2 separate regions of the Mus musculus genome follow, and region 2 is linked to region 1. The links are chromatin loops, found by intact Hi-C in ENCODE. Cell type or tissue: heart. All regions are shown on one strand. Each heading gives the region's core, and the rest is flanking DNA. Links, peaks and the distances in the headings are about the cores only.

Region 1 (16,265 bases), core at 4,552-9,551:
TGTCCCTGCCAGTGTCCCCGAACACTGAGGGGCACACTTCTCTGATGTGACCAGTGGCAGAGTGCACCCAGGTCTCCAGCCAGGAGCTGCCAGTCCCAGGAAAAGCTGGACTTGCACTGCAGCATGTTTCTCTGGGTGGACTTGTTTGGTTGTGAGGACCTGGTCTCATGCAGCTGAGACCAGCCTCAGACTTACGGTATAGCTGAGGATGAGCCTGAAGTCTTCGTCTTGCCTCCATCTCCTAAGAGCCGGGGCTACAGGTTTCCACCCTTGTGCCTGCTTTATGCAGTCCTGGGCTGGAATCTAGAACCATAGGTGTTCTAGGCGGGCACTCTAAGCACAGATAGCCCAGCCCTTCACTCAGTGGCGATTTTCTTGACAGACAGTTGCTTCTCACTGCAGCTGAGGTGAGAGTGGGCTTCTGTCTCCTGCATCCAAGCCCTTTATCCTTTGTGAATGAGACTCCAGCCTGAGCTCTTGCTTTTACTCTGAGTGCTGGCTTATCAGTTGCAGGTTTCCAGACATCTGTCTTTTGATGTTGACAGTCTGGGCAAACCCTGGCACTCTCCTGTGCCACTTGGAACAGTCCTCTGGTGGTCCTCCATGCTGGAGGGAGGGATCCTGCTTGTCTTGTCAGACCAGCAGCTGCTTTCCCCGCTGCCATTTTTGTTTCCCTTCTCCTCAGATCCTCACAGCTGCAGGCAGATGACGCTGCTGCCGCCTCTATAGGCCTCCAGTGCCACTGTACAGACACTGGACCTACAGGGGTCTGAGAAACTGCATCTTGAAATGGAGATTTAGATGACTTGCTGTGATGTCTGGTGGTAGAATTAGCAAATTGTGCCTGAGACTATGCTAAAATGTTAAGTCCCGTTTAGGGCCAGGCCATAGCTGAGAAGTGTCCAGGGGTGCGTTCTGGAGAGTTAGCTATATATGTCCAACTCTAGAGGCTGGGCAGTTCCAGTCACCAGGCAGTGAACCCTCAGGTAAGAGTTGACTTATGAAGTCTTTGTGACCTGGGGAAGGGTGGCTGAAGGGAGTAGACCCTGCCTCTTGGCTTTCATACGACACGGTTTGAGCAGACAGTGGGCATGGCATGCTTTGATTTTTTGGATGTCTCTTGACTTTAGTTCAGGAGTTCGGATGAGTAGGCCTTCATTGAGGACCATCCCAGGTCCTTGTAAAAATGCCAGGCATTTTGTTTGTTTGTTTGTTTGTTCATTTGTTTGTTTTATTTTGTTTTTCAAGACAGTGTAGACTGGGTAGCCCTGACTCTACTGGAATTTTTTGTGTAACCCAGGCTGGCCTCAGACTCACAGGTCCACCTGCCTCTGCCTCCTCATTGCCGGGATTAAAACTGGGTGCCACCATGATGATGTAATCTTGGCCCTTGGAGAGGTAGAGACAGACCAATCTCTGGGACTCCGTGGCCAGTCAGCCTAGCCTAAGCGTTAAGTCTCAGGTCCATGAGAGACCCTGCCTCAAAACAAGAAGGTTGATGGTCACTAATGAACAATTGGAGGCTAAGATATTGTCTCAATTCAGGGCTTAATAATAAATCCTGTGTCAAAAGAAAAAGGGGGCTGGAGAAATGGTTCCACCATTAAGACCTCTTCCTGCTCTTGCTCTCAAGAGACCTGAGGCTTGGCTCCTAGCACCCATGTCATGTGGCTCTAACCCCTGTGACTCCAGCTCCAAGAGGGTCATTGCTTCCGGCCTGATACTGCAGCCATGCACACAGCCTCAGGCACACATGAACAGTATTAAAAATAATGAAGTTATTTTTTTAAAAGATTAATTTATTACGTATAGTGTTCTGCCTGCGTGTATGCCTGCAGGCCAGAAGAGGACATCAGAGTGAGCCACCATGTGGGTGCTGGGAATTGAACTCAGGACCTCTGGAAGAGCAGCCAGTGTAATCTCTGAGTTCTCTCTCTAGCTTCCTGAAGTAAAAAAAATTAATAATAATAATTTAAGGAAGAATTTAGGCCGGGCGTGGTGGCGCACGCCTTTAATCCCAGCAATTTGGAGGCAGAGGCAGGCGGATTTCTGAGTTCAAGGCCAGCCTGGCCTACAAAGTGAGTTCCAGGACAGCCAGGACTATACAGAGAAACCCTGTCTCGAAAAAACCAAAAAAAAAAAAAAAAAAAAAAAAAGAAAGAAAGAAAGAAAGAATTTAGGGGGCTGGAGAGATGGCTCAGCGGTTAAGAGCACTGACTGCTCTTCTGAAGGTCCTGAGTTCAATTCCCAGCAACCACATGGTGGCTCACAACCATCTGTAATGGGGTCTGACACCTTCTGGGGTATCTTTCAAAAAAAAATAATTTAGAATAATTTAGAAGTTGTAAAGAGAAGCTGGATTTGTGTCTTGGTCACATAGGGAGGGCGATGCTGGAGTTTGTTAGTGTCCTCAGCAGTTGGGAGAGCAGCATGTCAGGAAGGCGAGCCATGGCCTGTGGCTTGCAGGGCTCCTACCCCAGCAGTGAGGCCTGGGAAGCCATCGGTGGCCTGCTGCAGCCCCTGTTCTCTTTCCTAGGCCCGGCTGTGGGAGAAGCGCTGCAGCATGTGATCCCCACCCTCAGGGCCTGTCTCCAGCCCTCCACAGACCCACACATGCGCCTGAAGCTCTTCTCTATCCTGTCCATGATGCTGCTGAGGCCTAAGGACACTGTCGATTCTCAGGGGTAGGTCGACCCTCAGGTCTGTGTACAGCCCACGTATGTGTTGGATGGGTCTTCCCACGACCCCCTGGGCAGGGCCCCCAAGGTCTAAAGTCCGGGCTTCTTGGTGGTCTGTATCTCTAGAATCCACCCCACTAGGTAAACAGTGATCTTGGTGAGTATACCACAGAGACACAGACAGTAAATCAAAGTCACTTTAGAGGAGTCATTAAAATTCCATCGAGTGAGAAAGTTTTAGGGCGCATTAACTATTAATGGCTTCTGTTTCGGCTGTTCTGTTTTAAAAGGCTTTTGGCACCTTTCAGACCTAACAGACCTGACTAAATTAGCATTGATGGTGAAGGCTTAAGGGTAGTCTGTTATCTCAGAAAAGCTCAGGGGCAGCTCTGCAACCTAAGAGCCTCAGATTTTATGGCTTTGAAGTAAAGGGAAAGTGGAACAAAGAGCTTAGGAAAGAACAGGCTCTCAGGGGAGGAGGGAAGCAAGCCAAGACACACACACACACACACACACACACACACAGCAGCTCATCCTGGAGAGGAGGGTAGAGCGAGGACACACACACACACACACACACACAGCAGCTCATCCTGGAGAGGAGGGTAGAGCGAGGAGACACGCACACACACACACACACACACACACACACACACACACACACCCCTCCCTCTCCTTGGTTCATTGAACAGACTAAGATTCAAATCACTCTGGGACCTTCCAATCCTGACCCTTGGCATCCTGGGTCTTGCAGATGGAGACCTGAGAACTTAAGCCCTGTGCGAGCTCCTGGGATGCCACCTCCCCCCACCTCACCCCATCCCCCACCCCCAAAATCAAAAAACCTGTCACTGTGAAGTGTGGTAAGCAAACTATAAAGTTCCCTATGAGTTTCTCATTCTAACCTTTCTCCTTCGAGTGCACTCTTAATGTGGGGCTGACTGCCAGCCTCTCACACGCTGCAGGAAATTCTGTTTCCTGCGATCTAAAAAACCTCAGGGCTGAAAAGGGACCATAAAAAGGTATTAATGAGCGTCTTGGCAACAGGCCTTCGGGCAGGCGTGTACACAGGAGTGGAGTGAGAGAATGGCTGAGCTGCCACCAGACTGTAGCCTTTTCTACACACCCAGTATGCTGAGGAACACTGCCACCCCTGACCCACAAACACAGCTGCCAGGTTTGGGCCAGGTTCCCAGTGACACACTTCAGACCTCTCCAGGGATCAGGTCAGTCTAGAGAATCCAATTATGCAGATGACTTACTGAGTGAGAGATTGCTACTGTTTGGGTAGGGACAGTTTGAAAATAGCATTGTCTTAGTGTTCTATTGCCATGACGGAACACCATAATCAAAAGAGATTTAAGGAGTTTATTTCACTTGTACACGGTCCACTGAGAGAAGTCAGGACAGAAAGCTGGAGCTAATGTAGATGCCACTGAAGAGGGCTGCCTACTAACTACTTATTGGCTTGCTCTGCCTGCTGTTTTATAGCACAGGAGCCCTGTGGTAGCACCACCCACAATGGGCAGGTTCCTCCCATCTCAACCACTAATTAAGAAAATGCCCTGCAGGCTTGCCTACAGCTAGATCTTAGAGAGGCAGTTTTTCAGTCGTGGTCCCCTTAGAATTAGTCTCTCAGCTGAGTCTAGTTTGTGTCAAGTTAACATAAAACTAGTCAGTACAAAATATTATTTGGTTTTGATTTATAATCACAGAATGGTAGAATGAAAGGTTGGTTGTCCAGTCAAGACTCAGTCTAAGGATGTCATCTCTGGCAGGGAGTCAGGATTCTTAGAGAAGGCTCTCTCAGCAAGCCAGAGTGGTAGCACCACCACATCCACCTACCACACAACCGGAGACTCCCACTCCCCACCCCTTCCTTGCACTCTTGCCTGAGCTATGGAGATGCCTGTGAGAGAGTTGGAGGGGACTACAGAAAGCTCTACCGAAGCCACTGCCTTTGCAGGGGGCCTTTGCTTCAGTGCTTGTGGTAGCCTTGAAGTAAAATTTGGTGTAAATTCTGGACTGGAGCCCAGTGAGTAAAGGCATTTGCTTCCAGACCTGACTACCTGAGTTCAGGCCTCAGGGCCCACATGGTAGAAGGAAACCAACTCCTGCAAGTTGTCCTCTGACTTCCGTGTGTGCACTGTGGACGTGTAGTACACGAGTGCAATAGATAAATGAAATGTAATGCAAAGTTAAGAAACAAGATCGGGGCCTACGGCCTAGGAATGTGGCTTAGCTGGTAGAGTGTTTCTCTAGCTCACAGGAAGCCTTGTATTCCTTCTCCAACACTGCATAAACTCAGAGTGGTGGTGTACGCCTGCAATCCCAGCACTCAGAGTGGTGGTGTACGCCTGCAATCCCAGCACTCAGAGAGGTGGTGTACGCCTGCAACCCCAGCACTCAGAGAGGTGGTGTACGCCTGCAATCCCAGCACTCAGAGTGGTGGTGTACGCCTGCAATCCCAGCACTCAGAGAGGTGGTGTACGCCTGCAACCCCAGCACTCAGAGAGGTGGTGTACGCCTGTAATCCCAGCACTGAGTGGTGGTGTACGCCTGCAATCCCAGCACTCAGAGTGGTGGTGTACGCCTGTAATCCCAGCACTCAGGAAGTGGAAGCAGGGGATCAGGTATTCCAGGCTAGCCTAGACTATATAACAAGACCTTGTCTCAAAAACCAAACAGACAGACAAACAGACAAACATGAGCTGGATGTGTGGCTCAGTTGGAAGAAGGCTTGCCCAGCATTCTCCAGCTTTGTACAAAATGGGTGTGGAGGAACATGCCTGTAGTTTCTGCACTCAGGCAGGAGAATAAGACATTTAAGATCATCATCTTCAGCTATATAGGAGATTTGAGTCCAGCCTGGGCTATATGAGATCCCATCTTTTTAAGTTAAAAATGAAAGTAGGTTATAGACCAGCAGTGGTGGGGAGAGAAGTCATGAGCAACTGGCAGACTGTCTGCTCTCTGAAGGGTGAAGCCCTGAGCAGTTTGTTAGAGAGGGCATGACAGACAGTTCCCCTTCAGGTAGCCTCACATTAGCAAGACCTGCTGGACATCTTCTGTATGAGAGTTCTTGTTAATAAAAGAAGATGTTTTGTGTGTGTGCAGGTACCTGAAGAGGCTCTTAGAGGACATTGCATGGCCCTGGAGCTGTAGTCACGGGGTTGTGAACCAAACACGGGTCCTCTAGAAGAGCGAGCTGCAAGTGCTCTTGAGCACCAGGCCGTCTCAGCCCCGTGTTACTTCTTTTTTGGTTTTGTTGGTTTTTTGAGACATGGTTTCTCTGGTAGCCCTGGCTGTCCTGAAACTCACTCTGTAGACAGGCTGGCCTTAAAACTCACAGAGATCCTCCTGCCTCTACCTCTCTAGTGCTGGGATTAAAGATGTGTGCACCACCACACCCAACCCTTATTTCTTGCTTCCTTTGTTTTAATGGCACAGATGGCAGGTTCAATGGGTGGTGACGGAGGTGCCATATGACCCACATAGATTATCATGGTTGGTGCAGCCCTTGAGCACAGAGCCCCCTGAAACCACCTTGTGCAGAGGCACAGGGTCAGGTCCAGTTCCATTCCCAAACTGAAGCATGTCCTTCAGAGTAGTCTGTTTGTCCTTCCTCACTTGCCCTCTTGTTCCAGACAGTTCCGTGGCTATTTGGATATGGTAATAAATGACATCCTAGCCCCCAACCTGCAGTGGCATGCAGGGAGGACAGCTGCAGCCATCCGGACGGCTGCTATATCCTGCCTGTGGGCACTCATCAGCAGTGACATCTTATCGGCCAAGCAGGTAAGGACAGCTGTGACCACCCCAGTTGTTTGTCCATGTGTGTATCATGGGACCTTACAGAACTGCGTCATTCAATCAGCACAGAAAGCTCTAAAGGGCTGAAGTCTGTGGGGCCAGATCAGGGCAGGGCCCAAGTCTCTTGCTCTGGTTCTCACATCTCCTTGAAAGATCTGGGATCTGGTCTACAAACTGTCTTAGTTTCTTATCCTACTGTTGTGATAAAATACCCTGACAAAAGCAACTCAAAAGAGACTAGGGATATACCAGGTCACAGGTATATGGGGAGATGACATGCCAGCCATACCTGAGTTTGGATCCCAGCATCCATGTAAAGAAGCAAAAAACAAAAACAGAACAGGCCTGGCCACATGGGTGACCAGCATTGACAGAGCAGAGACAGGGTTCACTGACAGTCAGTAAGCTCTGACTTCGGGATAGACCCTGTGTCAATATAGAAGGTGCTGGATGGATGGAGAGATGGCCCAGTGCTTCAGAGCCCTTCTGCTCTTGCAGAGGACCCAAGTTCAGTTTCTAGTACCCATGTCTGGTGGCTCACAACTCCTGAGAATCTGATGCTCTCTTCTGGACTCTGAATAGACAAACAGACACAAACATAGAAAATTGTGTGTGTGTATGAGTGTGTATACACGGTGGAGAATGATAATGAAAGATGCCTGGTATCAATTCCTGGCCTTCAAAAAAAAGCACATGAACACACATATGCATTATGTCTGCTGCAACTGCACACACAGTGTAGCACGTATTATTAAGATTAGTGCCACAGAAATTCTCCATCAGATATTGGGTAAATGGTCTCCGAAGTCAGTTTCTGTTGAATGCTCTTCACAAAATTCCAAGCTTAGGATGAGGGATAGCCCTGGGCTCAGCTCTTACCACACACAGGTGAAGTGGCTGAGAGTGGCAGGCCAGGCCTGCGTTGCTCTAAGCAGTGAAGTGAGCCAGGCGACTGAGCCATGGAAAGGTGAGGCTTCTGCACGGCTCCTCTGCCTGCCATCCGCTCACGGTGTGTGAGCGCCCCCTGCTGACAACAGGGGTCGTTACCTAACTCTCACATGTTGCACTCTACAGTGGGTAGGATCTGAGGTACTCGACTGACCAAATTAAAGCAGAAATGGTTAAGATGATCTGAACTTTAGAGAAAATGCAGTATTTCTGTTCTAGAACAGCAAAGCTGCAGGCAAAGCCCTCCCCTTGTGTTGTGATCCCTTCCCTCCTGACATGGATGCCCTCCCCAAGATCCCCCACCGTCTCCCACTGGTACCCTATCTAGTCAGCCCCTGCCATCATCCTGCTGCCCGCTGTTTTCTTGTATTTATTACACCATGAGAAGGCCCACTTCCAGAAGCCCTTCTGCTTCCCTGCAAAGTGTCACAGAGGCAGCCACTTGGTGGCAGTACAGTCATAACTCACCAGGCCCTCAGCCCAGGGCATGCAGCCACACTGCTTGTCCCCATCAGCACCTCCTTCACTGGCACCACCTACCCTCCCATCCCTTTCACCTCCTCAGCAAAGGTGATGCCCTCTTGTTGATCACGAGAGCCCTGCTCAGGCCACTTACAGGCCTGTGAACCATTCACTGGTTCACGCCTCCCTCATTCTCGTGTCCCGTGAAGCCTTATATATGCATCTAAATGTGGTTTATCTCCCAGGCTTGTCCCATTACATGCCAGGTAAGTGTTCTGCATTTGAGCCACAGCTCCAGGCCCTTTACTAGAAGGTTCTAGGCAGGGGCTACCATGGAGCCACAGGCCCAGTCCTCTCCCTGGGGGATGTTAAGCAAGTGTTCTGTGGCTAATCTGTGTTCCTAACTGATTCCACTTTTAATTTGGAGACAGGATCTCAGTAAGAGTCCTCAGCTGGCTTTGAACTTCCTCTGTAATCCAGGCAGACTGAACTATGAATCTCCTGCCTCAGCTTCTAGTGCTCACTAGGATAGGGCTTTGCCCAGCTTTTCCTACTTTCAAAACAAAACAAAATTCCCTGTCATAGCCCTTACAGCTCCCATCATTCCCTGCGCTTCTCTCCACTGAACCCCTGGAGAACTGCCTACACTTCAAATTTTATTTTAGTAGAGCAAAGGGTTCTTTTTTTTTTCTTTGTAGTGTGTGTGTGTGTGTGTGTGTGTTCGTTCGTGTTTGTTCATGAGTGCCAGAATTAACTTCTGAATATCTGTCCTGGCTAGTTTTATGTCAGCTTGACACGAGCTAAGATTCTCCCAAGAGGAGAAAACCACAATTGAGAAAATCCAGCTGTAAGCAGACGAGCCTGTAGGACATTTTCTTGATCTAGGGTTGATGTGGAAGGGCCAGTACACTGTGGTTGGGAACAGCCCTGGGCTGGCGGCCCTGGGTTCTAAACGAAGGCAGGCTGAGCAAGCCAGTGAGCAGCATCCTCCATGGCCTCTCCATGCATCAGCCCCTGCCTCCCCGTTGCCTCCCGAAGCAGACTGTGATTTAGGATATGTAAGCCACGTAGCCCTAACAAAGGCAGCATCGGAAGTCACTCCTCACATGCTGTCCACCGTGGGTCTCTTCCTGGCCTGGCACCGGGAATGCAGATGTACACCACCACACCCAGCGCGTCCATGAGTGCTGGGTTGATCTCGATTCTGAAAGTTCTCTACCATCTCAGTGAGTCTTCTCTCCAAGCCCCTGATGGGTTTTTTGTTAGTTGATTGGTTTTTCCATTGGGGTGGTTTTCTGTAGGTCAGGCTGTCCTAGAACTCCCTGTTTAACAGAGCCTGCCCTTGAAGTGCTGGGATTACAGGTGAACTGTCTGTAATTCACATGGTCTGCTTGCCTTGTGTGGCCTGGCCTATCCTGTAGCACTCTGAGCCGATAATAAGTGACTGGTGGTGGCCTGTAATCCCAGCCCTCGGGAGGCAGAGGCAGAGCTCTGAGTGTGAGACCAGCATGGTCTACAGAGTGAGTTCCAGGACAGCCAGGGCTACACAGAGAAACCTCGAATCGAAAAACAAATAATTAATAAATTCAAGTGATTCAAGGGCCAGTGAGGTGACTTGGCAAGTGAGGGCAGTGGCCATCAAGCCTGGCCAATGTGCTGAGTGTGCTCCCAGGAGCCGTGTGGTTAAGGGAAAGAACTGACTCTTGCAGATTGTCCTCTACACGTGTGTACCTGCACGCTTGCACACCCACAGACCTACACACAGAAGATAAGCAAAACTTTTATTGTTACAAACAAAACCAAAAAGATTCAAATCTACTTGTAGGTGTGCTTCGCAGCATTCAAGCTGCATTGCCTGGCATTGAGCACTGGTGTGCTGACAGCATGGGTGGTCCCACGTTCCTCACACCCATTTGTGGCCTGCAGGTGCAAGAGGCACAAGAGACCCTGATGCCACAAGTGCTGGCTACGCTGGAGGACGACTCCCAGACCACACGCCTGATGTCCTGCCGCATCATCAACATGTTCCTCAAGAATTCAGGGGACACCATGGAGCCAGAGAAATTCCTCAAGGTCTATCCTGGTAAGACACCAGGCGTGCGTGAGCACACACGCGCACACACACGCACACACACACGCACACACACGCACGCGCACACACACGCACGCACACACACACACACCACGTTATTTAGTAACTTCTCTTGTAGTTAGACATAGAGAGAATATTTCTTTTGACTCCTGCTGGGTATCCATATGCCATCACAGTGACAGATGAGCCAGTCCTGACTGAGCAGCCTTCATGAGAAGCAAGAGGTGGGCATTATTGGAGATGGAGGCCAGGCTCTGTTTCCAGGACCGGTAGGGTGTAGCCAATAAAGGTGGGAGACCCTCCTTGAAGCAGAAATTTTCCAGGTTCCAGTTTAAAGTAAGTGTGTGTGTGTGTGTGTGTGTGTGTGAAATAAGGTTTCTATCTGCCATTGCTACAGAGAGCAATCTACCTGGAGCTGGCGTGGTGGGGCATGATGTGGGCAGCTGCATTACCTGTCTAGAGGCAGCCTGAGCACCAAGCCAGTTAGAGACAGAGATAATGAGGCTGTCAAAGCCAACAAGATCCCAGGCGGTGACCCGGGACAGTACTGTACAGAACAGAGCACAAGAGGAACAGACGCGTCCTGAGGAGCAGTGAGCGTGAGGGGACGTGGGGAAAGCCAGCACAGAGATGCTTAAGTCTCCACGCTAGCTTGCTGACAGCCCCAGCACAGTGCAGGGCTGGTAGATGGTCCTCAGGACAGGTGGTCTTAGAGGGCTGAGGACACACCCCTCAGGGTTCCCATTTACAGTGGCTTGCTATTGTCAAAAACCAAAATAGTAACATCCTTTAGAGGCAAGTCAAGACCTGGCCATTCTTGCACACTGCTCTAATCCCAGCATTTGAGATTAGTGCCTGGGCAGGGAGCACTATTGCAAATCCTAGGCAGGCCACATAGAAAATTCCAAGCCAGCCAGGTCTACACAATGAGACCCAGTCTCAAAACAAACAAGAAAGCCAGGCATGATGGCACAAAACCATAATCCTAGCACTTTGGATGTGAAGGCAAGAGCATTGAGTTCAAGGCCAACCCTAGCTTCACTAGCCCTTGTCTCAGAATGAACAAAAAGTCCTAGGCTAGGCATGCTAGGTGTGTGCCTTTAATCCTAGAACTTCCCAGGCAGAAGCAAGCAGATCTCTGAATTCAAGGCCAGCCTGGTTTACATAGCAGGTTCCGAACCAGCCAGGGCTAATCAATGAGATCATCTTTTTTTTTTCCCCTGACAGGGTTTCTCTGTGTAGCCCTGGCTGTCCTGGAACTCACTCTGTAGACCAGGCTGGCCTCGAACTCAGAAATCCTCCTGCCTCTGCCTCCCGAGTGCTGGGATTAAAGGCATGTGCCGCCACCGCCCAGCTGAGATCATCTTTTAAATAAAAAGTCTCCCAAGAGTATTAGATAAACTCTGAAATGGCCGAAGGAGAAACGAGTGCATTAAAGGCCTTTAGCTCCCTAACACAGCCTCTGGCAGGAGGAACCAAGGCGTATTTCTCCAGGGACGAAGCGGTGGCTCCAGAAGAGATGGTGACCAGGGTTGAAGGTAGACTTGGATTCTCAGGCCTAGAGAACAGAATGGCTGAGGTGGGAGAAATCTCTACCAGAAAACCCCACAGGCTCTGCTGGCCTCTCACATTAAGTTTCTGATTGTTTTGTTTTTGTTTCCACCCACAGTCTGTGTGGCTCTACTTTTTAGCAAGCTTGGCTAATGCTTGCTGTCGACTGCCAGGGCTGGTGGCTTCCTACTTAGGAGGGAGTGCCAGTGGGAGAGTGCACACATTGGGCACAGCTCCTGCTCTGCCATTATGGCAAGCATAGCTCTGCACCACATTGCGACTTCTTAGTGCAAGGAGGAGGCTGTTGTGTAGGTGCCCTGGGCCAACCCTGAACAGAGGACAGAGGGGACTGCTCATAAAGGGCAGTGTCAGCTGCCCCCAGCCTGTTCACCCTTGCAAGTTAGCCCCACGAACATCAACCCCCTGTAATTCCAGAATTGGTCTGGGTGCCACCAAGCCTGGGATGGGTGAGTCCTTGCACTCAGGTTTACGCCTCAGCCGGTCTTGCTCTCGTGACTCGGACTCAGTTCTCTGTCATCCTGAGGTGTGTAGATGGTTTCCTTCTGTGCCTGTCCAAAGTATGTGAGCAAGAAGCAGCCAGAGCCCAGCATGTTGGGGACCCCCACGAGTCCTTCCTTCAGGTCCCTGTCCTAAAGCCTGTGCTCCTGGCAGGCGGCCTTGCACTCTGCCTGTGCTCCTGGCAGGCGGCCTTGCACTCTGCCTGTGCAGTGATGCTTTTCATGCCTTCAGGAAGCCAGGGCCATCCTGCTCATGATCAAGGGTGTCTGGCAGCACAAACTCAACGTTCTGGTACAGGGCAAAGAGCCTTCCCAACTAACACTCAGCTGTTACCCATTTGTGCGTTTTCCAGAACGTTTGTATTATAAAAGTAGGTTCCAGCCAGACAGTGGTGGTGCACACCTTTAATCCCAGCACTTGGGAGGCAGAGGCAGGTGGATTTCTGAGTTTGAGGCCAGCCTGGTTTATGGAGCAAGTTTTAGGGTAACCAGGGCTACACAGAGAAACCCTGTCTTGGGACAAGAAGTTTCTGCCTGTCAGGAAAGGTAGATCTGGTTTTGGCAACAGGCAGCCTGGTGAAGGACTTCCCACAGAAACAAACCAAGGGTGACAGTGTGGTGGGGTTGCTGGCCTCAGGCTCGTGAGCCTGCAGCAGGTGTGAGGAAGGTCAGCCCATGCTGTTGTCTGGTGTGCGCCTAGGTCGTCATGGGGGTCTCAGGGCTGATGGGACTGAACAGCTTCAGGGAAGTGAGGGCCATCATTGAAGATGCCAGTGCTGAGGACTCTCCTCTTCTGAGAGATGGATTCTTGGGCCCCAGAGAAAAGGCCCTCCACGTTTGCACCTTGGCCCTCATGCCTACTCCCACTCCCCACAGAGCTCTTGAAGCGCCTAGATGATGTCTCCAATGATGTGAGGATGGCAGCTGCTTCTGCCTTGCTCACCTGGCTCAAGTGCATCGAGAGCTTGGATGGGAAGTCCGCCTATCAGAGCAGCGTTCAGTTCCTGTACCGGGAGCTGCTGGTCCACCTGGATGACCCAGAGAGTGCCATTCAAGACACCGTCCTAGGTAAGCTCTCCAGGCTACAGTCTGTAGGGCCTGTGGCTTCTAGTGCCCTGAGACCAGGTATGTGTGATGTGAGTGTTTGCCTGTGCACGTCTGTGTATCCAAACATGCAATAGCCATGAAGGCCAGAAGAGGACATTGGATACCCTCGATCTTGAGTTACATTCAGGTGGTTGTGAGTTGCCATGTAATATGAGAATCAAATCCAGGTCCTCTTAACTGCTGAGCCATCTCTCCAGCCCCCACTTTTTTATATTTAACACACACACACACACACACACACACACACACACACACACACACGGGGCGGGGAGGGGGAGGAAGGGATAAAAATAATAAGAATACTGTTACAAACAGCTTAGCATGATGCAGGAAGGCCAGCTTCTGGATGCTGCTGACTTAGAGGGAAGAGTGGGAGGAGTCGTTGCAGGGGGTGAGGGAAGACTCTGGCTACACTGAGCCTCTTTGGCTTCCTTGGCTTGAGCACCTGCTGGAAGAGATTTGCCATTTGTTTGTTCATAATAAAACACACTGCAGGGCCAGCGAGATGGCTTAGCAGATAAAGGCACTTGCTGTCAAGGGTGGACACCTGAGTGTCATCCCCAGAACCCACATGGTAGAAGGAGAGAACACTCAAAGGTTTCCCCTTGAGTTCTGCATGCATGTAAGAAGGTGGTTTCAGCCCCGTGGGATCTACCCAGCAGCCAGAGAGAAAGATTGCCAGCTCTGTAAAGCTGGGAGGTGGGCACCCAGCCCACTGATGCTGGACTCAGGGTTCTATGCTCTCTTCTAGAAGTCCTCAAGGAGGGCAGCGTCCTGTTCCCAGATGTGCTGGTGCGGGAGACGGAGGCTGTCGTCCACAAACACCGCTCAGCTACCTACTGCGAGCAGCTGCTGCAGCACATGCAGACCATGGCCGCTGCTCGGTGACTGTGTGCATCAGCTACTGAAGGCAGACAGTGGTGGCCTGCAGACCTCGCACTTGAGACACTGTGTCCATGGCCTCGGGCCATCCTTGGGCCCCCAGATGGTGCTTGAACATCAGCTTCTGTGTTTCCTAAGCAGATTTCTGGGGTTTTGTAACACACATACACACACACACACACACACACACACACACACACACACACACACACACGCCAGCTTCCCAATTAGCTGCTTGAACATAATGTTTTTAAATTACAAGCCCCAGGGGTCCTGGGCTGCTTTCAGATTCACCATAATGCTCTTCACATTGCAGGAAAGCCAAAGGATTATAAAACAACCAACCATCCACTTCCTCTGGGCTCTGTCCCATCATCCTGTGCTGAGGACAGTGTCCAGTCTTGACTCACTGATAAAGTTTCTCCCAACTATTCTGGGTTTTGACACAGGGTTTCCCTGTGAGGCTTTGACTATTCTGGAACTCTCAGAGATCCACCAGCCTCTTCCTCCCCACACTGAGATTAAAGACCCGCACCACTACCACCCTGCTCCTCCCGATTTTAAATACACTGGAATGTCTTGCAGTGTGGGTGCACTGTCCTGGTGTTTCTGTTTCTCAGTATTAGTGATGCCCGTGGGTAAAGGATAGACTAGGAAACCAGCCTTCATCCCTACCACTTGCTGTAGCAGTCAGTAAGGTGGCCATTCTCCAGTGTCTTTTCCACCAAGTGCCTAAAGATTTCTAAGTGGTTCTTAGCCGCAGCCTATATTTTTGTTAAGACAATGTTGGGGGGGGGGGGGGTCGTGTCCAACAAATTTTAACATTTCTGCTTTGCCATTTATGGAATTAAATTATTTATTATAGTTATTTGTGTGGCCATCTGTGTGATTTGACTGATTACACTACATCCGTACAGACAGCTCCTGTCTCCATATGTCGGTGTTGAGGTGGTCCAGCCTGAGGGATGCTGGCTGTGGACTCCATGGGATGGGCCCCTCTAGTGACAGTCATCACTGGCTATGACCTGCATTCTGACATGAGGTAGCTGGAGGGCCAATAAGGCCCAGCCATCACCAGGGTAAGCCGGGTACACCAGTATGGTCCCGAGTCAGGCTGGACATCCAGGTGGGTGAAGTTTGGCCTCAGAGTGCCTGGCCCAGGGACTGCGGCCTGAAACTGCATTCTGTCCATTTCCCATTATCCTTGCTGCCTGGAGCTCTGTCGGTCATGTGCAAGATTGTTCAGCTCTTTGTTTTATCTATTACAATCTGTATTTGTCAAAGAGTGCACATAGGCTACAGCGTACATGTAGAAGTAGGACCTGAAGGACTCAGGTCTCTCATTCCACCATGTGGGTCCTGGGGATTGAAGTCGAGTTGACAGCATTGGCAGCAAGCACCTTGGCCTGCTGAGCCATCTTGTTGGTCAGAGCACCAGGCATTTTATTTTATTTATTGTGCATTACTGAGTATTGAACTTAAGACTTTGCCAATGTGTTCTACCCATAAGCCATGCCCCCAGCCCATCACTTATTTAAAGCAGGAGTCACCTCCCTCCACCCCTAGCTCAGCATCGCATCTTTGCAAAGAGATATCCAGTAAGTATCCTAGGCTTCATGGATCTTCCGGATCAGCTGTTGCTGGGGCTCCAGCTGTACTCAAAAGCCTTGTGGATACATTGCTCATGGTGTGGGCCTGTTTCCCATTGCTCCAAACATAATGGCTGAGTCAGATTGGGGAGGTGAGTCCCATAGAGTCGGGGGTTATTTGTAGCTGCTTTATTGATCTGAAGTTAGAGTGGGCTATTAGGTGACAGGCACACACCACAGCACCACCTCCATTGAGGCAGACCGCTTTGAGGAGCCTGTGGGGTGAGCGCACTTAACCACCATCACATTAGCATCATATGGACACTTGTTAGCAGTGCAGACAGGCCATCTCACCAGCTGCCTCCTTAGGAGGGAAGATGCTCAGTTGGAAGAGAAGCCTCCCTAGGGTGGAAGTGGGAAAATGAGGTCAGGAGCTGTGTCCTCTCCTCCTCATGCCCACCTTTCTTTTTGAAAAACAAAACCCCTCAGTCAAGCCCATGTAAACAACTGGATTTCTTTTCTTTTCTTTTTTGAGACAGAGTTTCTCTGCATAGCCCTGGCTGCCCTAGAACTCTGGAGACCAGGCTGGCCTCTACTCAGATCTGCCTTCAAAGGGCTGGGATTA
Region 2 (16,265 bases), core at 6,701-11,700, 60 kb before region 1:
TATCTAACACCCAATGCGGGGCTCTACCAACCCTGTACCACGGTCTTCAGCCCACAGACAACAGGACCTATCTGTGGTGCCTTACTCAGTTCCTACCATATGAAGATTCATTGCTCCCTCTGATGGCTGCTCTGCCCCAGGGCCATCGCCCTTGCTCTTCTGGAATCCAGGCATGCCTAGAGCTCTATGTGACCCCAAGTCCCATTCTGAGGTCTGTGTTCCATCATTACTAAACTACAGTGACATACTGCCACAAGCCAAGTGGTCTTCCCTCTCCAAATTCATGTCCACCTCAAACCTCACCAGGAAAAGACATTTCTCCACCAAAATGTGTCTAAGGATGGAATTAAACAAGATCATAGATAACCCCCCTCCCAAATGGGAATGAATTTGTAAAATCTGTAAGATACTAAGACACAGAAGAGACCACAAGAAGATGGAAATAGAGATTGGAACAACACACCTACAAGCTCTTAGAAAGTGGGCCACTAGAAGCATGGGTGGCAAGAAGGACCCTCCCCAGACCCTTGGGAGGACCACAGACCTGTGATGACTATTCTCAGAGTCATGACCTCCACTGTACTAAGGCTGCCTCAGAGACTCAGTGCTGGCTTAGGAAAAGCAGAGAGGTATTAGAGAGATGCGCCCTCTACCCCTACCCCCAGGTAGCACAGGGAGGCCCAGGAAGCCAGTGCCTGCACAGACTTCAGTCTGTCCTTCTTTGTGTATGACAGCCCCACCATGATCTCAATAGTGGTCACCCTCTCCTGAACCTCCAGAGAGAGGTCCCAACTGTGGGAGATGCTCACCATGAACCCCAATTCCACAGGGAGAAGGGAAGGCCAGAGAAGGTTGGCCTTCTAACCATCAAAACTCCTCCCCACCCATTCTGGACTCACAGCTTTCTCTCAACAGCCCCACCCAAAGCCCTTTTAGCACCTTGAATGGCTCCCCTCCTGGGGCAGGCACAGATAGTTCAACCTGGAGTCTTCCTGGTAGAACAGAATAGCAAGCTATCCTTCGCTCTTCTTAGAAAGGGGTGTGGTCACTGTGCAACACATGACTTCACCTCCCATCCTCCATCAACTGAAAATGTTAAATGAAACTTTCTAGAAATGAGTTTAAAAGGTTTTTTTTTCTTATTTGTTTTTGCTCGTTTGTTTGTTTTGTTGCTGTTTTGCTTTGTTTAATCATTTTTTTGAAGTGGTAACAATGCATCCCAGGGCTTGACAGATGCTAAGTAAGCTCTCTACCACTGAGTCGTGCTCCAATCTTTCACTGAGGGATTCTAGGCAGGTATTGAACTTCCGAGCCCTGTGTTTGCTTTTATATTGAAACAGGGTCTCACTATATTGCCCATGCTGGTCTTGAACTCATAATCCTCCAGCCTCAGCCTCAGGAATAGCTGGGTTTACTTCTCATCCTCTTCCTTGCAACCCTCATGACTCCTCTCTGCTCTTGGGATACCCTCAACCCAGAGCCCTTAGTGTACTATCAACACGATGGAGTCTTCTACCAGGTTGGAGGCTCACGGGTTCTCCCCAGTGGTGAATGCGGAGCTTAGATGGACTGGCTGCCTTCCCGCCAACGCCTTCTAATAGCCCCAGAGAGAGCCCACCCAGTGCAAGAGCGACACCTTGGCTCCTAGATACCTGCCTTCAGGTGCACAGTAAGTAGGATCTTAGAAAACGATTGCTGTGTCAGGCAAAGCCAAGGCTGGGTCCCTTACTGTGATCCTGAATCTCCTGTCATGACTTTAAAAAAGAAAAAAGTCCTTTCAAACACGCAGACAGAAGAAAGAGGCTGGCTATGTAAGAATGCAAGGTGCCTACGCTTCCCGCTGGCTGTGAGGTCCGTAACAACCCACGGACCTGCAGTTCAAATAGGATGCCGACTTTCAGGAGACCCTGGGTCCTATCTATCCCTGACACCCTATAAAGCAGAGTACCTGTCAGGAGGATCAGGGGCTCAACGACAGCTACAGTATAGCAAATTCAGAGCCAGCTTTTGATAGACAAGAAATCCTATCTAAAACAAAAACAGCCCTAGTGTGAAAAGTTCTGCTGCCTGCCAGCTGACCTTTGTCCTGGGAGTAGGAATCACAGCAGAAGAGACCTTGTCAAACAGACTTGAGCAGGTTGGCTCCACAGGAGATGCTAGGTGTCAGCAAAGACCCACTAGCATTGTCTAGATCTCCCAACCTCCTCTTGCTGACATGTGACAGCTGGCACCCACTCCTCACAGAGGTGAGTACAACAGCCTGCCTATGGCTCTAGCCAAAGAACCCACCTCTCCACGCATCGGCATGGCCAGGAAAGGGAGCCCATCACCCACCATGGTGCCTCATAGCAGTAACTGGCTGAATCTCAATGTTTCAAATCAGCAGATCCTGAACACCCAGCCAGGAAACCATAAAGAATGTTCAGCGCCGTTCTACAAAGCTGTTTAAAAATATCTTTTATAGAATTTCCCGCAAGAAGACAGCAGGTGGGTGAGGTTCCTCCCCTCCCTCCAGACACTCCACTCTAACGATAGTACATTAAATATGCACATGTATAAATCCACGCCGCCAAGGAGAATGGGAGAGACGCCATCACAAGACTTTAGAGGATTCCTGGAAAAAGGACAGCCAACCTAGGAGTTGGATCCAGGACAGATATGGGTTTCCCTAGCTTCAGGAAAGAAGTGCCCTGCAGGATCCCCTGGAACACGGTGGCACCCAGAGCAGACCCCAGATGAGGAAGGCAGGACCAAAATCCAGCCCCTAGGCAGGCCCTGCACCAGGGCCAGTTCCACGGGCCCTCATTGCTTCCCTTGGCTTAGCCTTCATTATGGAAATGTTCAAGATAATACAAAAGTATGACTCACCAAACACCCGGAGCCCGGACCTACCAGAGATCAAAGGAGGTCCACTCCTCCACTCCCTCTTTAGTCACGCATGCATGAAGAGAACCTAAGGTGCTACCACATAATTTGAAGAGGCAACCACGTCATTAGGAAAATGAAATTCTGCCTGCCAGTTTGTGGGCATAAATAGCATTGAAATAAATAACGTATTCCAGAAAGGATGCTGCCACCATCACGCACCCCGAAGTCAGGCTTCACGAGGGAGGATGGTGGTTTATCCAGTGCGACAATTTCTATTAAAGGATCTCAAGCGACACAACATCTAGTGGGTCGCCTTCTGTGCTCGTGAGAGCCCGACTCTGCACGGTCCCAGAATCCTCAGCTCCTCGTCTATGTTGGAAGGTGGAGGCACAGACTGGGGAAAAAAACCCAGGTAAAGGTGGGCATAGTAGAACATACCTGGGTATCCTTCCAGCAGTGGAAGGGCTAAGGCAGAAACACCATGACTTTGAGGCCAACCTGAGTGTCACATTAAGACCCTATCTCGGGCTGGTGAGATGGCTCAGTGGGTAAGAGCACCCAACTGCTCTTCCGAAGGTCCGAAGTTCAAATCCCAGCAACCACATGGTGGCTCACAACCACCCGTAATGAGATCTAATGCCCTCTTCTGGAGTGTCTGAAGACAGCTACAGTGTACTTACATATCATAAATAAATAAATAAATCTTAAAAAAAAAAGACCCTATCTCAAAGAGCAAATGATAGTGTTAGCAATGTATGTTAGCAGAGTGTTCACTTGTCACGCATGGAAACCTGGGTTTGATTCCCCAGCAACCTCATTTGGGGTGAGGGGAGGGAGCTTGAGACAGGGTTTCTCTGTGTAGCCCTGGCTGTCCTGGAACTCACTCTGTAGACCAGGCTGGCCTTGAACTTAGAAATCCGGCTGCCTCTGCCTCCCAAGTGCTGGGATTGAAGGATGCGCCACCACTGCCCGGCTCCCAGCAACCTCATAAGAAGAGAAGAGTAGCGCTACCTATAATCCTAGCCATCCAGAGAGTCTGTTCTACATGGTGAGTTCGAGAACAGCCAGGGGTATGTAGTGAGACATACTCTGTCTCAAAATCAAAAACAAAAAGCAAGAGAAACAAAAGAAAAGAAAAATGCAAAGGTACAGACAGGGGCTCCAAGAACACGTTATATTCTTGTAGGAAACATCTGGATTACAGGACATTCCGACCCTCCTACCTCCACCCCATTCTGCCACAGGGATCCCTGAGGGCAGCTGTGAGGGAAGCTTCCACCCATGCCCCGGAGATGAAGGCTGGACCTCCCACAACACCAACAGGAGGCTGGCTCACCAGTCCTGTAGTATGAGCACAGCCCTCAGCATGTGGCTGACATTTCTACAGTGTCCTCTCCCATACCTTCCCCGCACGCTGAAACACACATGGTCTGTGGACCTATCACACACCAAGTTTGGGGTTGAGCTGTGGGGGTGGGGGGATGGGGAGACAGTGCACAACTCCAGTGTCACTGGCTACCTCATCTCACACAGAACCTGGCCCTTTAGAAACTCAGGTCAAGTGACATCACAGGGTCCTGTTGCCTTAGCAACCAATCTCAGCATCTGGAGATGCCTGCTGTTCTCTTATAGCTCTCCCTATTGCCAGCTCCAGAACAGATCAACAATTAGTCCTGGAAATACCTTGTACACTCGGAGAGGTCCTTGCTGGGCTGCGCGTGTGGCGTGTGTGCATGTGTGCGTGTGTGCATGTTTGCGTGTGTGCGTATGTGCATGTGTGCGTGTGGAGGTCAGAGGACAACCTGAGCTCTTGCTCTCAGGCACTAGACACTGGACTTTTGTTTTATTTTGTTCTTTTGAGATGATGTCTCTCCCAGGCTCGGAACTCACCAAGTAGGCTAAGCTGGCTGCCCAGCAAACCTGGCTGCCTCAGCCTTCCCTGTGCTGGTTTCAAAGGGCCCACTACCTTGCCTAGCTTCTTAAAAAAAAATATATATATATATATAAATACATAAATATATTAATATAAATATATTTTAAACACACAAATGTATAAGTAAGTATATTTAAATATATGTAGATATATTTAAACATAAATATGTGAATATAAATATTTACATAAGTATATAAATACATATTTAAATAGATGAATATATGAGTATAAATATATACTTAAATATATAAGTGTGTGAATATATATATATTCTGGGGATTGATCTCAGGTCTCATATTTACAAGCATTTTTATCAACTGAGTTAAAACCTCTCCAGCCCTATTACTATTTTTTGTTGTTTGTTTGTTTGTTTGTTTGTTTGTTTGAGACAGAGTCTCATATAGCCCAGGCTGGCCTCAAACTTACTATAAACTTCAGGTTGGTCTTAAACCCCCGACCGTTCTGGAATGCTGGGATGACTGATGTGTGTTACCCGCCCAGTTTCTCTGAGCAGTCAGAAGTTGTGGGTAATGAGCCACTGCCACAGAAACCACTCACACACACTCATGGGCCATTCCTACCAAGACCAGGACTCTAGCCAGTGATCTCTCCTGTGGCTTGAGTGACAGCCAAGCTCCGGGCCTTTGCTTTTAGAAGTGATTTAAAACAACAGCTGAAAATGATATAAATACAATGCTGAGGTATGAACCTCTCAAAAAGTTAAAAATTTAAGTGAAAAAACAAAAACAACTTGGGATTGAATGACAGAATAGCCACACAATCATGGGGATCAGAGTTGGGATCCCCAACACCCACATAAAAAAACTGGGTATAGTCGGGTGTTTGCATTCTTGGTTCCTGGAAGACTGATAAACAGATTCCGTAGGCTTCTACCTAGACAAGACTAATCACCAAGCTCCAGGTTAAGAGATACCCTGTCTTAAAATAAAATAAAATAAAATAAAATAAAATAAAAAGACCCTGGACATTGACCTCTGTTGCACGCACACACACGCACCACACACACACACACACACACACACACACACACACAAACATACACACCCCAAATTCCAGCACAGTTAACATTTGTTGTGACAGATGCCAACCTGTAGACAATATTCTTTACATATTGTGCCTGAATACCTATCTTCAGAGCTTAGGGTGTTCTCTCAGATGCAGAGTTGCAGAGTTGTGCAATGATGAAGGTTCCACGTTTTACAACTACACTTATCTGTGGGGAGGTGAGTCTCGGGCTGCGGCATACATATGTGGAGGTCAGAGGACAACTTGTGGAAGTTAGTTCTCTCCTTACATCCTGGGGATTGAACTCAGGTCCACAGGCTTGGTAGCAATCACCTGTATCCACGGAATGATCTTACCAGCAGCGCCAATGTTCTACTGTTTGAGGGGCTGCTGGCTGGACTCTTCTCCATGATAGCTATACCATTTTACATCAGTAACATTGTGAGGCTTCAATCCCCCCACACTGCCATCAACATGTTATCTCCTCCCCCCTCTTTTCTCTTCTTCCCTCCCTCTCCTCCCCTACCCCATTTTTTTGTTTGTTTTTTGTTTGTTTGGGTTTGTTTTGGGGGGTGGTTTTTGATTTGTTTGTTTTTGAGATAGGGTTTGCCTGTGTAGAGCTGGCTGCCCTGGAACTTGCTCTGTAGACCAGGCCAGCCTCAACTTAGAGCTCCTCCTGACTCTGCCTCCTGACTGCTGAGATTAAAGTCCTGAGCCACCACCACCCTGCTCAACATCTTATTTTCTGTTTTATTTTGTTTTTAATATGGTCAACAGAAATGGCCTTTGGACACCTCAACTTTGTGAAAACAGTAAGACCCAGACGTTGGAATGACTTGAGACAGGGACAGAAAGTCCTGTCTGTACAAGGACCCCAAGATCCCACAGAACTGTCCCCAAAGGGACAAACCTGCTACCTGGAGATAATGACTGAGCTGGGGAGGAAGGGGGCATGAATCTTCCCTTTGTATGAGGCTCCAAGCCAAGTGTCAGGCAACTCCTAAGAATGTCTAAAAGCCTGTCTCAGAGCCACCTCCAGCAAGAAGATTCTGTATTGTTCCTTCATTGCTCTACCCATGTCTAAAGCGATCTTATTTAAATAACTTATGATCTTGAGACAGTCAAAACGACCCAAGTCTCTCCATGGGCTTCGGCTAGCAGTAGGGTACTATTAAATGGTGGGTGTTAAAAACAGTTCTTGCCTGGGTAGTGGTGGCACACGCCTTTAATCCCAGCACTGGGGAGGCAGAGGCAGGCAGATCTCTATGAGTTCAAGACCAGCCTGGTCTACAGAGTGAGTTTCAGGACAGCCAGGGCTACACAGAGAAACTCTGTCTTGAAAAACAAACAAAAACAAAACACAACAAAAATCCAGTTCTCATGGGTCAGCAAGATGGATTAGTGCATCAAGGGGCTTGCCACCAAGCCTGACAACCTGAGTTCTGTCCCTAGTACCTACATCTTTGAAGGAGAGAGCCAACTCCTGCAAATTGTCCTCTGACTACGAAAGCAGAATATGTAAAACTCTCAGCTGTGCTCAGCCAGAGTCTTTCCTTGCTGAGGTCTTTCCTTGGCTACTTTGTGTTTTGTGTTGTTTGCAGTGAGGACTAAACCCAGGGCCCCATGCTTGCTGGCACGTGTACTGCCACTGAGTTACATTCCTGGCTGTGGGCACACTTTCTACCTTTGTCATTGCTAGAACAGGCTGAGCTGGTGACAGTGGCAGCTACAGAATGGGAGCAATGGGACAAGTGGTTCCAGGGCCAGTGGTTGCAAGGGATGTCTGAAAAGCTTCAAGGGACCCGGGACAGATATCAGGAACTGCAGACCCCAGTCATAGGAGGAGTGCCAAGGGGTTGCCAGGACTCAGGAGCTGAGGGTCCTGACACACAGGACCCACGAGTTCTAACACCCAAGGCCAGTTCAGAAGCAGAGATACCAGCAGATGCTGTCCTCACCTGCTACTGCCTATGTGGCTGCAACTGCTGGGGGGAGGGGGTTTACAATAGTACCACATGGGTTGTCGGTTAGAGCCCAGAGCAGAGAGCCTCCAAGCCTGTGGCTTCTAAATCCAGGAGCAGTTTATCCCTGCTCTCTGGGTAGGACTCTGAGCCTCTGCCTCTGCACCTGCCCATCCGGCCCCTAGGCTTTGGGTACTCAAGGGCCCAGAATGGAGAGTCACTTACCCACAATTCCTATCTAGATAGAACAGGACTCCGGCCAACTCATTTGTACCGGCATCTGTTTTACCTTGTTGAGCATAAGCCTCACACTGTCTCGGAAACACAGTGTCAGGCCACTGTAAAAACACCAATGGAGAAAGTAAGTGAATGAGTGCGTGACTGAATGAATGAGTGAATGAAAAGGCAGCATCTCATGTCATATAGGCCTCACAACGCAAGCTACCACTCAGTCACCCAGCTACCTTGTGATTAGGTTGATCAGGAATGAAGATGCAGGGGTCATAGTGGCCCCCCTGTGAGGGACCCCTGAAAGCCCTTTCAGGATCAATGGGAATTCAGAAAAGTGTCACCCCAAATCAAGACATGGGTGGCAATGGGTAAGTCATAATGGCCTTAGCTATGGGGTGGAGTCAGGGACAAATTCTGGTTTCACAAGTCCTTAGATAGTGGGGCTATGTTGAGACAAGTCACCTCTCCCAGACCCATGGCAACTGGAAACATCCAGATGTTCATAGGTCGCCCTGTGCCTGTCAGTGGCTTTTATTGCAGGAGAGTGTGGCTTTGCGCCCCTAGGTCCTCCCCTGAAGACTCACACACACCATCACAAAGACAGGCCACCTCTCTTACGTTACCAGGGCCTCACCCTCTAGTTGACACTACTGGTCCTGGCAAAGAACATTTTTCCATCTCAGCAGACAGGGGTCAAGTTGAGCAGGATACAGGTGTTTCAAAACATCAAAGCCATGGGTTTCTGGAGTCATCAGGGGAAAGCAGTGTGGGGCTTTGTGCCAGCCAATCTCTCCTAACCTTGTCTTCTGCTTTCCCTCTGGCCAGTGCCAGCATACCCCCCTGCTGGCACCCGCTTTGGGATTCAGAACCTCCTCTGGCCTTTCAGACCCCTCCCCCCCAACATACACACTTCCTGTCTCCTGTTTTTACTCTAAAGCAGGACAGTCAAGGTCAGGGGTTAGGACAGGCTTTTCCAGCCAAAGGAATTTTCCTAACAAGTGTGGGAACAAGTTTCCAGAAAGCTCCTTCAGAATGTGCCCAGAAATGAAGTGAAAGGGGACTGTCCCCATCCTGCTCCCCTGGGGACCAGTCAACTTCCTGGGCTCTGAATGGTGTTCTCCAACTGACCACAGTTTTCCTACACACCCAGGACAAAAACCACAGACGCCAAGGGGTGTGGCTGGACTCAACAGAGGTTTGAGCCCTCTGAAGGAACTCAGCATACCCTTGGGAGACAGACAGAATTCCTCAGTCCCACCAACTTCAGCTGTCTACTTTTCTCCTCTGGAGAACAAGATTCAGGAGGTCAGAGAGAGGCCATTTCTGAGGGGAGGCACCCCGACTTGACAAGAGCATCCATCTGGGACAGGGAGAGCATGGGGAGCCATTTGTGGGCAAAGCCCCAGAAGAGTTCCCCATATAAGCTCAAGGCTATCCCTCTGTATTCTGAAGCCCCAGGTCTAAAGGAGGAGCCAGTTATTTGAGGACCTGGTTCTCCTCAAATCCTACCAGAGTAGGATGGTCATAATCGTGGCAGGAATCCCATGAGCCTCTGGGGCATAGCATGAGAAGCTACAAGTAAATCTGCCCATGTGGGGAAACTGAGGACAGAAGGGGTAAAGCACCTGGTTTGGGGCAGGGGGTGTTACCTCGCCATTCAGCACCAAGAGTAGAAAAGACACCCAATTCTTCAAATATTTATGAAGCATCTACTGTATACCAATCCTCACATAGAAACTAAAACAGAGATGATGCAAGGGGAGAGAATCCTACCCCAGGTTTGGAAGAAGACAGAGGGATTCTGGGAAGACGAGCCTTCCAAATTGACCCCAGCGTTCAACTGTCACTCTTAAAAAGAAGGTCCAGGAGCAGGGGATGCCCAGCTGAGTAGTTTTAAGTCACAAAGGGCCACCTCCCTGCCAGCACTGTTCAGAAATTGAGCCTCTTTCCCCACCTGAGACACAGGGAGTTTCTGCATCACCTGACCACTCTTGCCAGACAGTTACCACCTCATTAGTCTCCTGTGAGACTTGGGTTTGACTGTGCAAATTACCACCATTCATTCCTTCAATCTGCAGTGTGTGTGTATGTGTGTGTGTGTGTGTGTGTGTGTGTGTGTGTGTGTGTGTGTGTGTGTGCTGGGGATGGAACCCAGAGCCCCCTCAGCTTCTGTTTTTTTAATTTTTCTCCTTTGTCTCTTCTGCTTTGGTGGTGGTGGTGGGGGAATAGGATCTTTCTATGTAGCTCAGGCTAGCCTCAAACTTGAAGCAATTCTCCTGCCTCAGTTTTTCAGACAATTCTCAGGAATTACAAACCTGTGCCACAATGTCTGGCATGCCTGTACCCTGCTTTGCTGTTCTGCTCTTTCCTTGCATCTCTGATCAGACACTGGAGGCTGATCAATGTCTCTCCTCCATATAAAATGTAACTTAATAATGGGGTGTTTGATGTGGCGCTTCAGGATGAGGGAAGAGTCATGAAGCGGTGATACCTGGGCACATGAACTAGCTTGTGCAAAATCTGTAAGACTGTTGATAGTAAAAAATTAGGACTGACTGAGGATGTAGCTCAACTATGCCTAGAATCCCCAGCTGGGGGCGTAGCTTAGTGGTAGAGCACCTGCCTAGAATCACCCAGTGAGGGGTTGGAAGTGTGACTAAGTGCTGTCTCCAGCATGCATATAACAAGCCAGATGTGAGGTCACACGCTTGTGTGGCTCACTGGCCAGCCACCTCTGGAACTCCAAGTCTCAGTAAAGAGACTGTGTCAAAATCAAGGTGAGAAGAACAGCTGAGGCTGACTTCTCACTACCATGCATGTGCAAACATGTGCGTGTGCATATGTATACACACACAAAGCTTAAAATTAAAAAGAAAAAAAGGTGCTAATAAGGGCCAGGGAAGTGTGTATTGTGCAAGCCTGGGGACCTGAGTTTGGTCACTAGAAGCCGTATAAAAATGGAAAGAGACAAGAAGACAGGAATAAAGTCACAAAAACCAGAGATGACAAAGGAAAATAAATAGGAGGCTTAAACCAACCATATTGATTATATCAAATGCCTATGATCTACAAAGGAGATGATACATGCATATCACTTAATGCCTATATAGGAATGAACGGGACTTAGTATTTTAATTGTAAATAATATCAACACATCAGATCAACGGTAGATATTATCATATTCAACTTAAAAACCTAAAACCAAGCCAGGTGCAATAGTGTCCACACCTCTAATCCCAGCACCTGAGAGGCTGAGGCAGAAGGATCCTGGGTTCAAAGCCAGGCTGGGCTACATTAGAAAGGGGGATGTGACTCAGTTGGTAGAGGTCTAGCTCCATTGAGTCCAAGGTAGATCCCCAGCACCACTTGACAGAGGGTGATTGTGGGGCCCACCATCTTTGCCCTCAAGAGATCAAGGTTATCTATCCTCAGCCACAGAGTAAACTTGAGACCAGCTATGGCTACAAGAGATACTGTCTCAATCAATCAATCAATCAATCAATCAATCACTTAATAAACATAATTAAAGAAAAGGGAGAGATAAACACACAACTGATGCTGGAGTCTCAATAGTCCTTGTTATTGACAAAAGGTCAAAAAACTAGCAAGAATGCAGAAAGTGGCTAAGGGAGATGGCTCAGCTGGTAAAGATACTTGCAGAAGAGGAGGAGGAGGAGGAGGGTGGAAGAGGAAGAGGGGGAAGAGGGATAGGAGGAGGGAGAGGGAGAGGAGGGGAAGGGGAAGACAGAGGGGAAGCAACTCCTCCAAGTTGTCCACTGACATTTACAAATATACCACTCGAGGCACCAGAGCCCACTCACATACATGCACACTCACACACAATAAATTTTAAAATAAAAAAAACTTTAAATCTATATGTATTAGATGCACGCCTTTAATCCCAGCACCAGCAAGGCAGAAGCAGGTGGATCTCTGTGGATACATGGTACCACTGGTCTACTGAGTGAGTTCCAGGACTCCATAGTGAAACCCTGTCTCAAAAGCTCATTTAAAAACAAACAAACAAACAACAAACAAACAAAGCGCCAATGCCGTGACCCTGAACTCTCAGTTAAAGCTGCACAGAGCTCTACCTGATCTCCTCAGGTGCACAGGGAGGAGCCACCCCAAAGCCACACTGTTATCTGCCAGAAAGCACACATTAATGAAATGAAAAGGTCTGGAGTCATTCAGTGCTCGTGGACCACAGTGAAGCTAGACCTGAATCACGGAGTCGTCTGGAAAACCTCCAGATATTGCAAAAAATTAAACAAAGAAAAAAAAATCTTAAGGAAGAAAACAAAGTTTAAGTCTCTGGAGAGTCAGGAAAGATCCTGAGCGGAGTGGACCATGGAGAAGAAACCTCCGGCATCAGAATTGTGTCAGTGCTGTCAGCGTTCCCAAAACCGTGCTCACAGGAAATGTGTGCACTCCGATGTTTCCTTTCAAAAAGAATTAAACTGTTATTTTGGCACTTCACCTTAAGCTTTGGAAAGGATATGGCCATCAATACAGCACAAAGAAGGAAATCATAAAAATAAGAGCAAACTCAACATCAAGTGTAAAAATAAATAAATAAAATAAGATCTGGAGAGTGGATGAAACTATCTCCTTGAAGATACCGAGGGGCTGGCGCCATGGCTCGGTGTAAGACCAATGCTGGCTCTTGCAGTTGGCCCAGGTTCAGTTCCCAGCCCCTACCTGGCTGCTCACAACCATCTGTAACTCCAGTTCCTGAGGATCCAGCGCCCTCTTCTGGCCTCCCAGACTACCTGCCATGTGCGTGGCGCACAGACATACATGTGGCACACAGATATGCATGCAGACAAAACACATAAAATAAATTTTTAAAAGGAAAAAAAATCATTAGAATTGATAATCCTCTAAATAGGCTTGTTAACAATAGAGAGGCACTAATCACCAGTATCAAGAATGAAATGGGGGAATGGAGAGATGCTCAGATGGCCTCCCTGGAGGCTCTTCCGGAGGACCAGAAATTAGTTCCCAGCACCCGTATCAAGGGGCTCACAACTGCCTGTAACTTCAGCTCCAGGGGATTCAACACTGTCCTCTGTGTGCAAACCTGGCAACCCAGTGCTGCCATGAACCTACATGTGTTGGTAGTTTTTAATTTCTCAAAGAATCATCTGGAAAGTCTCAAAAGTCTCAGTGAGGGATTGTCCAGATCAGGTTGACCTGTGGGTGTGTCTCTGGGGAACTGTCTTGATTTCCCTAATTTGGGCTGGAGGGGTGGGTTGGAGGGGATGGGCAGGGAGGACGGGCACGCCCACTGTGGGTGGGGCCGTAGTCTGGGATTAGAGCAGTGGTTCTCAGTCTTTCTAATGTCATGACCCTTTAATACACCTCCTCATGTTGTTGTGACCCCCCCAACCATCAAATTATTTTTGTTGCTACTTCATAACTGTAATTTTGCTACTGTTATGAATCATAATGTAAATATCTGTGTTTTCTGATGATCTTAGGTGAGCACTGTGAAAGACTCATTCAACCTCCCCAACAAGATGTCTTAACCCACGGGTTGAGAACCACTGGCTAAGATCAACAGAGAAGCCAGGTGACTTGGTGGTATAAACCGTTAATCCCAATACTCAAGAAGCAGAGAAATAATATATCTGCAAGTTCAGCCTGGTCTACATAGTGGGGTTCCAGGCCAGCTAGAACTACATAGTGAGAACTGTATCCCCACCGAAAACAAAAACAAAAACCAGACAGGAAGAGTAGAGAAAGCTGGCTGAGCACTAAACCTTCATGCAGTCACGTTTCTCTCTATCTTAGACGTAGCTGCCCTCCCCCCTGCACAGGCACACATCCATATATACTCACACACTCACACACTCACACACTCACACACACACACACACACACACACACACACACACACACACACGCACACGCACACGCACACGCACACACACACGGAATGCTGACCCATTACGCACTGAGCAATCATTGGAAAGGATGTCCCCGCAGAACAAATGACAAGTAGAGAAACATGTAAAATATAAAACTGCCACTGTCGCATGGCCACACCCAGCTAAAGATTGTTTAAACAGCACACCCAGCAGGGAAGGGGTGTGGAGGGAGGGTGGCTCAGCTGGCAAGAGGGTTAGCTTCGCAAGCACTGGGTCCTGAGTTTGAATCCCTACCTATGTAAAAAGCTGGGCACTGCTGGGCATTGTGGCACACACCTTTAAGCCCAGAACTCAGGAATCAGAGGCAGGCAGATCCCTGAGTTCGAAGCTAGCCTGGTCTACAGAGGGAGTTCCAGGACAGCCAGGGCTACTCAGAGAAACCCAGTCTCAAAAACAAACAAACAAACAAACAAACGAGATTTTCTTTTATAGGGATGGATGCTTTGATTTGTTTTTGTTTTGCTTTGAGTTCTATTTTCGTGACAGGGTCTCCCTATATAGCCCAGGCTAACCTTAAGGTTTTGATCCTCCTGCTCAGCCTCCTGAGTGCAGGGATGACAGGCATGTACCACCAAGCCAGGCTTATGAATTCCTTTTCAATATTTTGGGGGTGCTGAGAGGATGGCTCAGTTAGTAAGGTGCTTACAGCTGGAGCTTGAGGGCCTGAGTGTAGGTCTTGGGCACATTTGTAATCCCAGCACTAAGGAGGAAAAGCAATCGACTCCCTGGAACTCAAGAGCCAGCCAGCCTAGCTGAATGGGTGAGCTCTAGGTTCAATAAGGAACCCTATCATGAAGCAATAAAGTGGAAAGGGATTAGGGAAGACACCCAACACTGACCCCTGACCCCCGACCCCCACACACGGGTGCACACGTCATCGGTACCTGTGTGCATAGGTACACGTGAACATATGATATAAATTAATTAGATGACAATTAAAAAAATATATTTTAAGCCAGGCAGTGCTGGTGCACGCCTTTAATCCCAGCACTTGGAAGGCAGAGGCAGGTGGTTCTCTGTGCCAGCCTGGTCTACAGAGTGTGTTCCAGGACAGTAGGGCTACACAGAGAAACCCTGTCTCAAAAAAAAAATATGGATGGATGGATGGATGGATAGAGAGATGATAGATAGATAGATAGATAGATAGATAGATAGATAGATAGATAGATAGATAGATAGGAAGGAAGAAAGGTAGGTAGGTAGGCAGGCAGGCAGACAGACAGATAGATAGATAGATAGGAAGGAAGAAAGGTAGGTAGGTAGGCAGGCAGGCAGACAGACAGATAGATAGATAGATAGGAAGGAAGAAAGGTAGGTAGGTAGGCAGGCAGGCAGACAGACAGATAGACAGAGATTTTAAAAAGTGTTTTTGGAAGTTGGCTAAGTGGTTAAGAGCAGTTACAGCTTTACAGAGGACCCTAGCTCTGTTCCTAGCACATATGCCTAAAACTCCAATTCCTGGGGATTTGACACCCTTTTCTGGCCTACAAAGCCACCGTTGGTTATGTGGCATACAAATGCACACACACACACACATACATACTTAACAATAGCAATAACAATAAACTTTAAAATATTTCGATAAGTGCTATTTACTATGTTTTTTTTTCCCAGAGTTGGAGGTAAAGCCAAGGATTTTCACAGCTGTATGCCAGTTAAGCACTGGACCCTTCCACTGAGTACCACCCCTCCACTTGAGATGGAAAGAGTGTCTTAAAGAGAAAAACGAGGCTCGGTCTTTTGAGTCAGGCATGGCAGTGATGTCTGTATTCCCAGCACTCAGGGGCTAAGGCAGGAAGATCATAAGCCTGAGACCAGCCTAGGCTACATAGCAAAACCTTGTTTCCAAGAATACACAGTATGAACTAGAGATGGTTCAGCAGTTGAGAGCACTTATTCTTGCTTAGGACCTGTGCTTGATTCCCAGCACCCACATCTCACCACTGTCCATAACTCCAGTTCATCCAGGGGATCCAATGCCCTCTTCTAACATGGTACACAGGCATGCATGCAAGCAAAATACTCATAAGTAGAATAAATAGATATCAACAAAATATTTATGTTAAATAAATTTATATTATGAACATAAAATAGAATAATTCTTAAAAATTAAAAACATAGTAATAAATAGTAGTAGTAGCAGTTGCTTTGAGTTGGAGCTATGATTACAGGAGGCCACCATGAAAAGTGCCTAGCAGCAGATGGTTCACAAATGCTCAAAGGCAAGTCACAGCCTGATGAGACTCCCCATCTGGTCTCCAACTGGGACAAGGGAATGACCTCAGGTGACACTCAGCAATACTCTGGGTGGGG

The links. Hi-C counts contacts between places; a loop is a spot of excess contacts. Peaks named below come from ENCODE experiments on the same cell type or tissue, not always from the same donor. Only the 100,000 strongest peaks of a DNase experiment are listed, where the experiment ranks them.
Region 2: it touches region 1 in a loop (2.1-fold over the local background); 4 of 42 quality-filtered maps call a loop at or near these places.

The regions. Positions count from the first base shown.
Region 1 is chr5:139,171,590-139,187,854 of GRCm38, forward strand. It overlaps Dnaaf5 (dynein, axonemal assembly factor 5), which reads left to right. Exons shown (of 13, transcript NM_001081265.2): 9 at 2,537-2,684; 10 at 6,326-6,476; 11 at 9,828-9,984; 12 at 12,939-13,130; 13 at 13,921-14,921. The coding sequence ends at 14,057. Among named protein-coding and RNA genes, the nearest start is that of Sun1, 21 kb to the right of the region's middle. In heart, for the core only: CTCF peaks have their summits at 7,549 (motif pointing left) and 7,758; DNase peaks (open chromatin) are centred at 7,512 and 7,962.
Region 2 is chr5:139,109,705-139,125,969 of GRCm38, forward strand. All of the region lies in intron 2 of Prkar1b (protein kinase, cAMP dependent regulatory, type I beta), which reads right to left. Among named protein-coding and RNA genes, the nearest start is that of Prkar1b, 12 kb to the right of the region's middle. In heart, for the core only: no CTCF peak of the experiment used is centred there; a DNase peak (open chromatin) is centred at 9,067; H3K27ac peaks cover 868 bases.